Regions from separate parts of the Homo sapiens genome. Here region 1 is linked to region 2. Evidence: chromatin loops called from intact Hi-C (ENCODE). Cell type or tissue: natural killer cell. All regions are shown on one strand. Links, peaks and the distances in the headings refer to the core of each region. The heading gives the core; the rest is flanking DNA. Region 1 overlaps CCDC102B (coiled-coil domain containing 102B). Region 2 has its middle 50 kb from the start of LINC01910.

Region 1 (5,393 bases), core at 126-5,125, 1.6 Mb before region 2:
AATTCTCAAAATTAATTTTAAGGAGGAACATAAATATATGCTTCATTACACAAATGCAGTTAATTAAAATCTTTTATAAAAATATTTTATTAATTTAACATATGCCATTTGCTTTTTCAGTTTTTCAGTTACTGACAAGACATTCCCACATCCTACACAAGAAAATCTAAAAAATTAAAATTATAAATATGGTGATTCTTATCTTAAACATTCCAATGAAGTTACAAACTTAGTACAATTTTATTATAATTTTCAATGTAAATTCACAGGTCTAAGTCAATACTCAATATCTTTTAAATATTCTATTTTATCACCCAAAACTTAAAATGCACTCAAATGTTAGATATGCAATATATTTCACCATATGATGATTTGTACATATACTTTCTAAATCTAACACAAAATACTAATACTTACTGATTTATTATTTCTCTATTTAATTATTTTCCTCTCATCATCTCAAACGCAAGTAGTAAAACAAAAATTATATCATTATAAGCAACTTGGGTGTCCTCAGCTGGCTAGGTTTACTTTTCTATCTGAAATTGTGACCGCTGTGGTTAATCTGGATTATAAACATTCATATTCAGTGTTCAGAAGACCTAAACTTTCAAGTTGAGTCTCTTTGTTTGTTAATTTTGTTTAATATATTTGCTATGTTAATAAGGGATTCCGGATCAGAGTCCTATAAGTGGTGCTTTGCACCATTTTTTTGCAACCTATGTCTTTTGAGGTTAAGCTAAGCTCTAACTAATTCTTTTATATCCTCTTTCAATTTTGTGGCTTGATTTATGTAAATATAATTATATAACTTTTTAATAGGCTGCTTCTCCATTTGATTGAATTAAACTAATATATTTACAGCCTAACACTACTTTGAATTATCATAGTATTGTTACCAGGAAGAATCATTTTTCTTATAAATATGTAAATGACATTCAATATTGATTCTGCATGCATTTTCTAGCTCTGTGAATATGTTTCTAAGATCTTTCTAGTGACATTTAATATCACTGAAATAGATCCGTATATTAGTTAATTATGAATACAGTAAGTATGTAACTAACAATCACAAAATCTCAGTGTCATATAACAATCAAAGTGTATTTACCTGGAGCTCAAACATATAAGTTGTTTTCAAATTTTTGTTTCTATCATCTCTGCTAATATCTCATTGTCAAATCCTAGAATTGAGGAATGAGGAAAACAACTCTGTCCGTGGAAATGGAGGAATATCAATGAGTATTTTTGAATAGTAATCAAATCTACCTTACAGATAAGAACAGGCCAGCTTCAAAGGTCAATATATGTTCATTACAACCAGAAATAAAACAATTATCAATGACTCAGACATTGTGGGCAAAACAAACAAACAAAAATCCAGTGGTTGGTGTATTAAAGGACTAAGTTTTTATCCTAGTTCTGTTGCTAGTTCTACAAATAGAGAAATTAATTTCAGTCCTTTAGAATAATTTAAATAAGGATCCCAGTGAAATTTCTTTATTACAATCAAATTTGAAATATTTAAAATTATTTTTAGATCCCCAGTAAATGACTATTTTTTAAGATTGTTAGGTGGCTTGTTGGAATTCTGGGTCATTTCAAATGATTTTTTTCATTCACATAATAGCCACAATATGAAGATGGATAGAATTCCATGTTAAAATTAGAAACATATATATCCTCCTATGTAAGAGAATATTATGAGTGAAAGGAATTGAGAGGCAAGCATGAAATACACAGAAGAAAGCAAGCAGAATGTCAATACTGGCAAAGCCAAATTAAATATATGTAATCTACTGTAAAGTTAATTGTCAGAATAATAAACTAAAATACTTTTATTCAATATTTATAATTTTTAATGAGTTGCAAAATGTTTTCTCTCATTAAGATGATCAGTTACAAATATCAAAAATTAGGAAAATGCCTATAAAATTGAATGCATCCTTGAAAGTATTTTAAAATTGAAGCCGACTTTTTTTCTTTTAATTCTTAAATTATTTAGAATGCGCACAGCTTTGGAAAAAGAAATAGAGAGACTGGAGTCGGCTTTGTCTCTGTGGAAGTGGAAGTATGAAGAACTGAAAGAATCAAAGCCAAAAAATGTGAAAGAGGTATGGGGGAATATGATGTAAAGGAAGAAATGAAGCCTAGCTTTTTCTTTCTTTGGATATGTAAGCATGTGGGCAGAAAGGCACAACAGATAAGAGGAAGGGAGGTTAAAAATTGGAATTTCCTCTATAAGAGTAATACTTGAAATCACTTGTCAATAGTGGGCTTGGTCAAATTCAGACTCTATGACATCTTGTTTTTATTTACACATTTGTGTCAGTTTTATATTGGTCATTATTTATTTTCAAAAATCTTATTCTATATATTTAAGATATAAAAATGATGTTTTGATATCCATATTGATAGTTAAATGGTTAATGATGAGCTACATGACACAATTAATACCCATTCTAGGCACATTAGAGGGGATGGTTAAAGATATCCTCTGATAGCACACCATCTATCATAAATGACTTTATCTTATTCTTTCATGAAGCAGCCTGATAATATCAATTTATCTCAGGCATATTGAGGTTCTTTTCATATCGACATTGTAGTTATTTGGGATCAGCCACTTGCCAGGGTACTTTTCTTTTGCATTTTCATCAATAAAATGCCATCATGAACGTTTCCCATTTCGATGATTTATTACCATTTATTATTTGAGTAATATTTTACATGTTATGTGTATTAAAGCATGGTATTACATAAGTGTGTGGGAAAGAATAATGAGTAAAGAAAAGAAAAATAATGGGCAAAATAATGACTATTTTTACATGAGTTAACATTTAGTGGGTGTGTGTGCAATATAAGTATAAGGTATGCACATGTATACGTCTGTGCACAAACATATACATGGATATACGGATCCATAGTATTTCTATGCACAGGAACCTCTCTGGGTATGGCGTTCACAATACATTGATGTATAGTGGAAAAATAGTTCATGACACAAAAACACATTATGTTTAGAATGTGTGTTTATGTGCTCTATAATATAATGGGTTCGAATTTTGACTGAAAAAGCTAATATTTAAGATGCAATTAGTGTAAAATTTAAGTAAAAAAAAGAATGCATTTACTACCTCTTGCCACTAGTGTGCAGCACAGACTTGTTAATCTTCCTCTTAGTTTCATAAACCTTTATTTGAGTAACATTTATGTAGCAAATATACTGAAAAAGTCAAGTTTTTGAGTTGGTTTAAAAAGCAATATGTGTATCTGAAAAGGTTTAATGTTTTATATTCAAATATGACTTTTGGTAGCAAAGTAAGTGAGAGAAAAAATAAAAGTATGACATTATACAGTGTAAGGTGGATCTGATGACCATTCAGAAATATGTATTAATACATATATGATGCTTTTGGTAGATAAAATGCTGATAGGGTTTCAGAACAGGAGAAACCTCAAAATTGTGAAAAATTTGTCTTTTGAGTGCATATTTCAGTTAAATGAACCACAAAGTTGAATAATGAAGGCAGTGAATGTAAAATTTTGTAGACATTGAAAATTTATAAATATAAAGATGAAACATTGTTTGAATTATTTATATGGAAATTTTTTAAAAATATGTCTTTTCATTCCTAACATACATTTCTGATGTTCTTATGTTTTTTTGAATAAATGTGTTATATACATATGTTTAAATTATTTTTATAAAATAAGGTGAAATTTTTAAAAATGTTTAAAAACTAAACAAACAATACTACTTAGAATGAGTTTAATTATTTATATATTCTTTGTTTAATCATTTCTTATAATGGGTTATAACAGACAAGAATTTTAGGCTATATTTAGAAATAGTATTGTAGCACAAGTATAAGAGTAAAATATTCAAAGTCTCCGTACAGTTGATTGACAATCAGAAGGTGTGTCATGATTCATTCTTTAAAATTTCATGTAAATTATTCTTTCTTACTCCCTTTTTCCTCAACAATTCTGATAATGACCTTTGCATTTATCGTAGCTCATCATCTCTATGAATGTTTGAATACAAGTGTAATTTCTGTTGTAGATGCCTAAAATGTTAAAAGCAAATACATGCCTGTCTAAGAACTGCTGATGGAAAGATTAGCAATTGTTAAAGTTGGAAACAGATGTGCTTAATAGACCTAGAATTGTAAAAATGCATTTGAAAGTCTGGTGTGCTTTTAGAGGGAAATCATTCTTCAATTACTGACACATATAGAGAAGAGAAAAGATAAGAATTTAATTGTAAAATCTAAGTGTTTAAAATACAACCAAGACAATGCATAGTAGAGGTAATTATATCCAAAGTGCTGTTTCCATGCTGAATTTAATACTTACTCAGCTTTTCCTTTGCAAGTCTGTCTATATTGATTCAGAATTAAATTATGAATTCTGAGTGTGTGGAAAGGATCATTTATGAAATTTCATGGTCTAGAGGATCAAACATTCATGTAGGTAACATTGATTACTCATAATTCTGGCACCTCATTTTAACAGTCAGTGACTCTGATTCTTTCCATAATGGAAGAGATTCTTTGCCACATGTGAGAATACTTGCTAACATTTAAAAATTAGTCTCAAGGTAAAAAATTTTTAAAAAGTAACTTTTAATTTTCTTTGAACATTGTGAGCATTTGCTTGGAATGTTCTAATATATTTTCTTAATAAGTCATCTTTTTGTGATCATAACAATGTGCCTAGTAGCTTATAATTTATAATATTATTTCATAAATATTTATAAATACTTTCAGAGACACAGGCATTGTTGGGCCCCTTTATGGCTTACATTGAAGCCTTATTTTAAACACCTCAAAATACCTTTCTGATTTGGGAGAAAATAGAAAATTAGAATTACTAGTGGTATGTAGCTAAAATTCTGTACTCACACCTTATCTTTTTAAAACATATGGCATATAGGAGCTATTCTGCGTACATCAAGGCAAGGTCCTTGAAGATAGTTATTAGAAATAGGTGTATGGTGGAATATTAGCGCAGTTCTGAGCTTACTGCTAATTTTGAAACATTGCCTCTTATTGCTATTCCTGTGGCTTAAAAAATTATTCCATAGAAGTGACTATAAATATTAATGTATCTTATCGACTCTGCCTCCAAACTGGATCTCACATCATTCTTTCCATCCTTGCTACTTCCCCGGACAGGGCCACTATCATCTCCTTGCCTTTTCCTTCCAGGTCTATTTACCACCACTGTTGACCTATTAAATTCATTGTACACCACCAAGCAGCATGATATTTCTAAGACATTACATCGGATCGTATTAGCCCATTGTTTGAAACACTTCAGTGAATTATCTGTTACTCAGTGGATAGCTGCCTTCCAAGTAATTCAGCAGTCCAAGGAAGTCCACATTC
Region 2 (5,393 bases), core at 310-5,309:
TTCACTATCTGCCTGACAATGGAATGTAGGAATTGTGTCACACCCAGAGGGTGCAGGTGGAGTTTTCTCAGGATGCCGCAGTGCAGGGTCAGTGTGGGATTTAATAATATTTTGAGAATAAGAAGAATCAAGTTGGGAGGTTTTAGGAATAGTGAAGTTACCTCCCATAAAGTCCCTTTCCCAAGATTGCAGATATCATCATGTACTTAACAAAACCCTACTAATCAGAGATATGTATTGTACAAATGAAACCTTGGGTGGACAACAAGAAGTGTGAAAAAAGTTGAACTCAGGTCAGGCACGGTGGTTTACGCCTGTTATCCCAGCACTCTGGGAGGCCAAGGCAGGCAGATCATGAGGACAAGAGATCAAGACCATCTTGGCCAACATGGTGAAACCCTGTCTCTACTAAAAATACAAAAATTAGCCAGACTTGGTGGCGGGTGCCTGTAGACCCGGCTACTTGGGAAGTTGAGGCAGGAGAATTGCTTGAACCCGGGAGGTGGAGGTTGCAGTGAGCCGAGATCGTGCCACTGCACTGCAGTCTGGCAACAGAGCAAGACTCCGTCTTAAAAAAAAAAAAAAAAAAAAAAAGTTGAACTCAATAGAAACCAAAGAAAGGCAATGTTAAGTAATTTTCCACTTGCCAATTTGGCAGAGAGTAAAAAGGAACAATAATGACCAGTATTTGTGAGGGTATCAGGAAATGGCAGCTCATATGGTAAAAGTATAAACTGATGTGATCTGTCATTCATTGCCTTTTCAAAAAGTATAATATATAAATATATATAGCAGTGTTTAAAACTGTAACATTATTTTTATTGCCCAGGAAGTTCAAATAAAAATAAACATCTTCATAGTAAGAAAATGGTACAATGGGCCAGGTACAGTGGCTCATACCTGTAATCCCAGCACTTTGGGAGGCCGAGGTAGGCAGATCACCTGAGGTCAGGAGTTTGAGATTAGCATGGCCAACATGGTGAAACCTCGTCTCTACTAAAAATACAAAAATTAGGCGGGCGTGGTGGCGGGTGCCTCTAATCCCAGCTACTCAGAGGCTGAGGCAGAAACCTGAACAAACATCTTTCATTAAAGGATATTCTTAGGTAAGCACTTAAAACTTTTTAGTATATTACAGGGACATAGTTTTTACTATTCCAACTGTAAAACATTAAGACATGACAGTGGTGATTGTAACTATTTTGTAGGAGCGTTGAAATGATTATGCTTTGTTTCATGAGAAAGCAGAGTGAAAAATTCCACATACCTCTAATTACATAACTTAATAAAGTTATTTATTTTGGTTACACCTATCAATATAATTTTCATGCAGTGCAAGTTATGCCATAGGGATTATGGTTGTCAACTGAAGAATGACAAGGCTTATAAATTTGGAAAGGGTTGCAGCCTGCAGGGTGGCCATCTGACAGGGTGGGAAGCCAGAAACAGACATTTTGAGGGAGGGGCAACAGGAACAGGAATATATGCTGAACGAAGTGGCTGAATATATGTGTTTAATAAGCTACAGGAGAAGTCATGAATCTTTGTGAAAGAGGAAACATGTGCATGAGCAATAAAGCTTCCTGCTTCTCCAAGGGATCCATGTTCAGAAAATGGCCATGTTAGCATGATCGGAGAGTGGAGTGTTTGGCCTTCTGACTTCAAAAGGTGAACCAGAGGACACAAAAATTCCAACTGCACATTCCTTGTAGACTCCATGGTCCGTGGTCTCTTATCAGGCAAAAAGGAGGGGTGGGCAGTGTCAGGTTGGTCAATAGCGGTGGAATCATTTGAAAGACTGGTTTCTGTTTTGCTCTTAGGGAAGAAAGCTTAATGGTGGCCAGCAGGGGAAGGGCACATTGAGGTGTGTCTGACCCCATTCCATCATGGTCAAGAACTCAGTTTCCAAGGTTACTCTGGGGTCCCCTGGACCAAGAGGGGGTCCATTCAGTGAGTTGAGGAGCTTAGCATTTCATTTTTATTTCTCATGGGTTTTTCTGTCAGGCCAATAAAAAACAACAAACACGCATGGAAGAAGTACTGTGGCTGCCTTTTTTTTTTTTTTTTTGAAATGGAGTTTTGCTCTTGTTGTCCAGGCTGGAGTGCAATGGCACAATCTCAGCTCACCACAACCTCTACCTCCCGGGTTCAAGCGATTCTCCTGCCTCTGCCTCCCTAGTAGCTGAGATTACAGGCATGCGCCACCACGCCTGGCTAATTTTGTATTTTTAGTAGAGACGGGGTTTCTCCGTGTTGGTCAGGCTGGTCTTGAGCTCCCTACCTCAGGTGATCTGCCCGCCTCGGCCTCCCAAAGTGCTGGGATTACAGGCCACTGCGCCCAGTCCTGTGGCTGCCTTAAAATATCTGATACTAATATTACCTAGGTATTACAGACTGAACTGTGTCTCCCCCAAATTGATATGTTGAAGTCTTAACCCCCAACTGTGACTATAATTGAAGATAGGGCCTATAAGGAGGTAAATAAGGTTAAATGAGGTCAGAAGGGTGGGGCTCTGGATAGATACAGTATCCTTACACCAAGAGACACTGGAGAGCCCTCTCTCTTTCCCCACAGGCATATAAGAGGCCATGTGAGCCCACAGCGAGAAGGCTGCCATCTGCTGGCCAAGAGAATTGGTCTCGGAATGAAACCACCTTGTGGCCACCTTGATCTTGGACTTCCAGCTTACAGAACTGTGAGAAATACATTTTTGTTGTTTAAGTCACCCTGTCTATGATATTTTGTATGGCAGCCTGAGCTATGATATATGGAATGCCTATTTATTATTTTTTAATATCTATTTCAATCTTATCAGGTAGCTACTTCATTAGCCCAACGTTGCACATTGAGGTTTACGGAACTAACTTGTCCAATGTCACACAGCTGATCACTGGAAGAACCAGGAATTAAAGTCTTCTGATTCTAAATTCTAAATTCGTTTCTTTTCTTTTTCTTTCTTTCTTTTTTTTTTTTTTTTTGAGACAGAATCTTGCTCTGTCACCCAGGCTGGAGTGCAGTGGCGTGATCTCAGCTCACTGCAACCTCCACTGCCAGAGTTCAAATGATTCTCCTGCCTTAGCCTCCCGAGTAGCTGAGATTACAGGTGAGTGCCACCATGCACAGCTAATTTTTATATTTTTAGTAAAGACATGGTTTGGCCATGTTGGCCAGGCTGGTCTCAAACTCCTGACCTCAAGTGATCTGCCCACCTCGGCCTCCCGAAGTGCTGGGATAACAAGCGTGAGCCACCTCACCCTGCCTCTAATTTTAAATTCCATACTATCATGATTACTCAGATTAATTTTTTAAATAATGTGTTACTTTCATCATTGAACCTCATAAATAGTTGTATAACTTTTGGTTTTCCCATCACCTAAAATAAAACAGCACATTACTAAAACTGCTGTAGCTTTACTTTAGCTGTTTATTTTTCAAAACATGAGTAATTATATTTCAGTGGATTGTCTTAATTTTATATGGCTGGGTATAGAAAGAAGAGTAACTCCACTTTAGAGATGGCAGTGGCCAGGAATAATCATGATTCCCATCATTTTTGGCTGGAGAATTTTAAAAGAATATTGAAAAAAAGTAGTGCTTTAGAGGGGACTGTGCTAATGATTCTGCTATTGGCAGGTCACCCCAGGAGAAATAAGTCTCAGCCCATCAATTTGCTGATGCTACTTCTCTGGGAGAGGTGAGGATGTTCTCAAAGAAGGCAAGAGTACTCATTATTGTAAAGATAAAACATGATTTAAAAGACTCATGAGAAAAGTTGTTTTCTAGAAGCACAGCAAACATCACGAGGAAGCCATGTTGCTTATCTGCAGTCTTTGCTTTGATATTTCTGTGTTGGATTAGTCTTTGACATTTGGAAATCAGTTCATCATTATTGGAGCAGTGGTGTTCTTAATAAGAAAAAAAAACATCTAAAGCAAACTAAATGGTGGAGAGGAAAGGCTGTATATGTTAAGAGGTGAGTTAGGAAAGCACGGAGGAACTCTGACTTGGAGCCGATTCAAATAGGACTGAGAGAAGTAGTGGATAATACCATAGATGTTTAATAACAGCTTGCAGACAAGGTTCAACAAGGACCTGTCAAAAGTAACTCTTCCAAATACCATGATAGAGTTAAGGCAGAGGACATCTTTGCATTGTTTCATTATGAAATATTTCTTAATTATAAAAAGTTACAGAGAAAATCAGCCAGGCACAGTGGCTCACACCTGTAATCCCAGCACTTTGAGAGGTCAAGGTGGGTGGATCACCTGAGGTCAGGAGTTCGAGACTAGCCTGGCTAACATGGTGAAACCCTGTCTCTACTAAAAATACAAAAGTTAGCCAGACACGGTGTCAGGCACCTGTAATCCCAGCTACTCGGAGGCTGAGGAAAGAGAATCACTTGAAGCCGGGAGATGGAGGCTGCAGTGAACCGAGATCACACCACTGCACTTCAGCCTGGGCAACAGAGCGAGACTCTGTCACAAAAAAAAAAAAAAAAAAAAAAAGAAAAAGAAAATTTCAGAGAAAATCATGGCCAACAGGTGTGTGTGTGCCCCTCAGCCCTATCAAAGCTCAACATGTTGCTATATTAACTGTAGATTTAAAATGCCATATTTGCTCCAGGATTTAAATGAGAACAAATTACAGAGACACTTACCCCCTCTGTAATACCTTCCTCTCCTGTTACTCTCTCTCTCCTTTCTTTCCCAGGGGAGGGTTTAGTGTTTATTATTTCCATGAGATTTTTTTAAAATGGCTTTTCATTACTTAGGTAAATACCTGTAAATTACCGCCAATATTTGTAGAGGGTTGAATGCTTGTCCTCCCAAAGGGTATGTCCACATCCTGACCCTCTGCAACCTGTGAGTGTGCCCTTATTTGGGAAGTGTCTTGGTGGATATAGAAAAGACATGATCCTCCACCATCCGGTGGACCCTAAATCCAACAAGTGTCCTTACAAGACAGAAAAGAGAAGACCATGTGAAGATGGAGGCAGAGACTGGAGTGATACGGCCACAAGCCGAGGACGTCCTGGAGCCACCGGAAGCTGGAAAGGGCCAGGCAGGAACCCCTAGGGCCTTTGAAGGAGTGCTGCCCTGATGGTCCCTTGGATTCCAACTTCCGGCCTCCAAAAGGGTGAGAGGATACATTTCTGTTGTCAGCTACCCAGTTCATGCTTATTTGTGATGGCAGCCCTAGGAAACTCATGCAGTATTGATTTGCATCTTTCAGACTAATGTAATGGTATGTTACTGTATCAGTCTACAACCTACTTTTTCTCACGGTTTGATATTTATCCATAATGCTACATATAATTTTATTTCATTCCTTTCCTTTGTTCTGTAGTGTTCCACTGCATGACTTTATTTCTAATCAGCTGAGTGACCTTGGG

The links. Peaks named below come from ENCODE experiments on the same cell type or tissue, not always from the same donor. Only the 100,000 strongest peaks of a DNase experiment are listed, where the experiment ranks them.
Region 1: it touches region 2 in a loop (32-fold over the local background); 7 of 110 quality-filtered maps call a loop at or near these places.

What each region holds. Positions count from the first base shown.
Region 1 is chr18:68,844,308-68,849,700 of GRCh38, forward strand. CCDC102B (coiled-coil domain containing 102B) reads left to right here. Exons shown (of 8, transcript NM_024781.3): 4 at 2,006-2,114. Among named protein-coding and RNA genes, the nearest start is that of CCDC102B, 49 kb to the left of the region's middle. In natural killer cell, for the core only: a CTCF peak has its summit at 3,188; a DNase peak (open chromatin) is centred at 3,164.
Region 2 is chr18:70,431,465-70,436,857 of GRCh38, forward strand. No RefSeq gene overlaps it. Among named protein-coding and RNA genes, the nearest start is that of LINC01910, 50 kb to the left of the region's middle. In natural killer cell, for the core only: a CTCF peak has its summit at 2,627 (motif pointing left); a DNase peak (open chromatin) is centred at 2,617.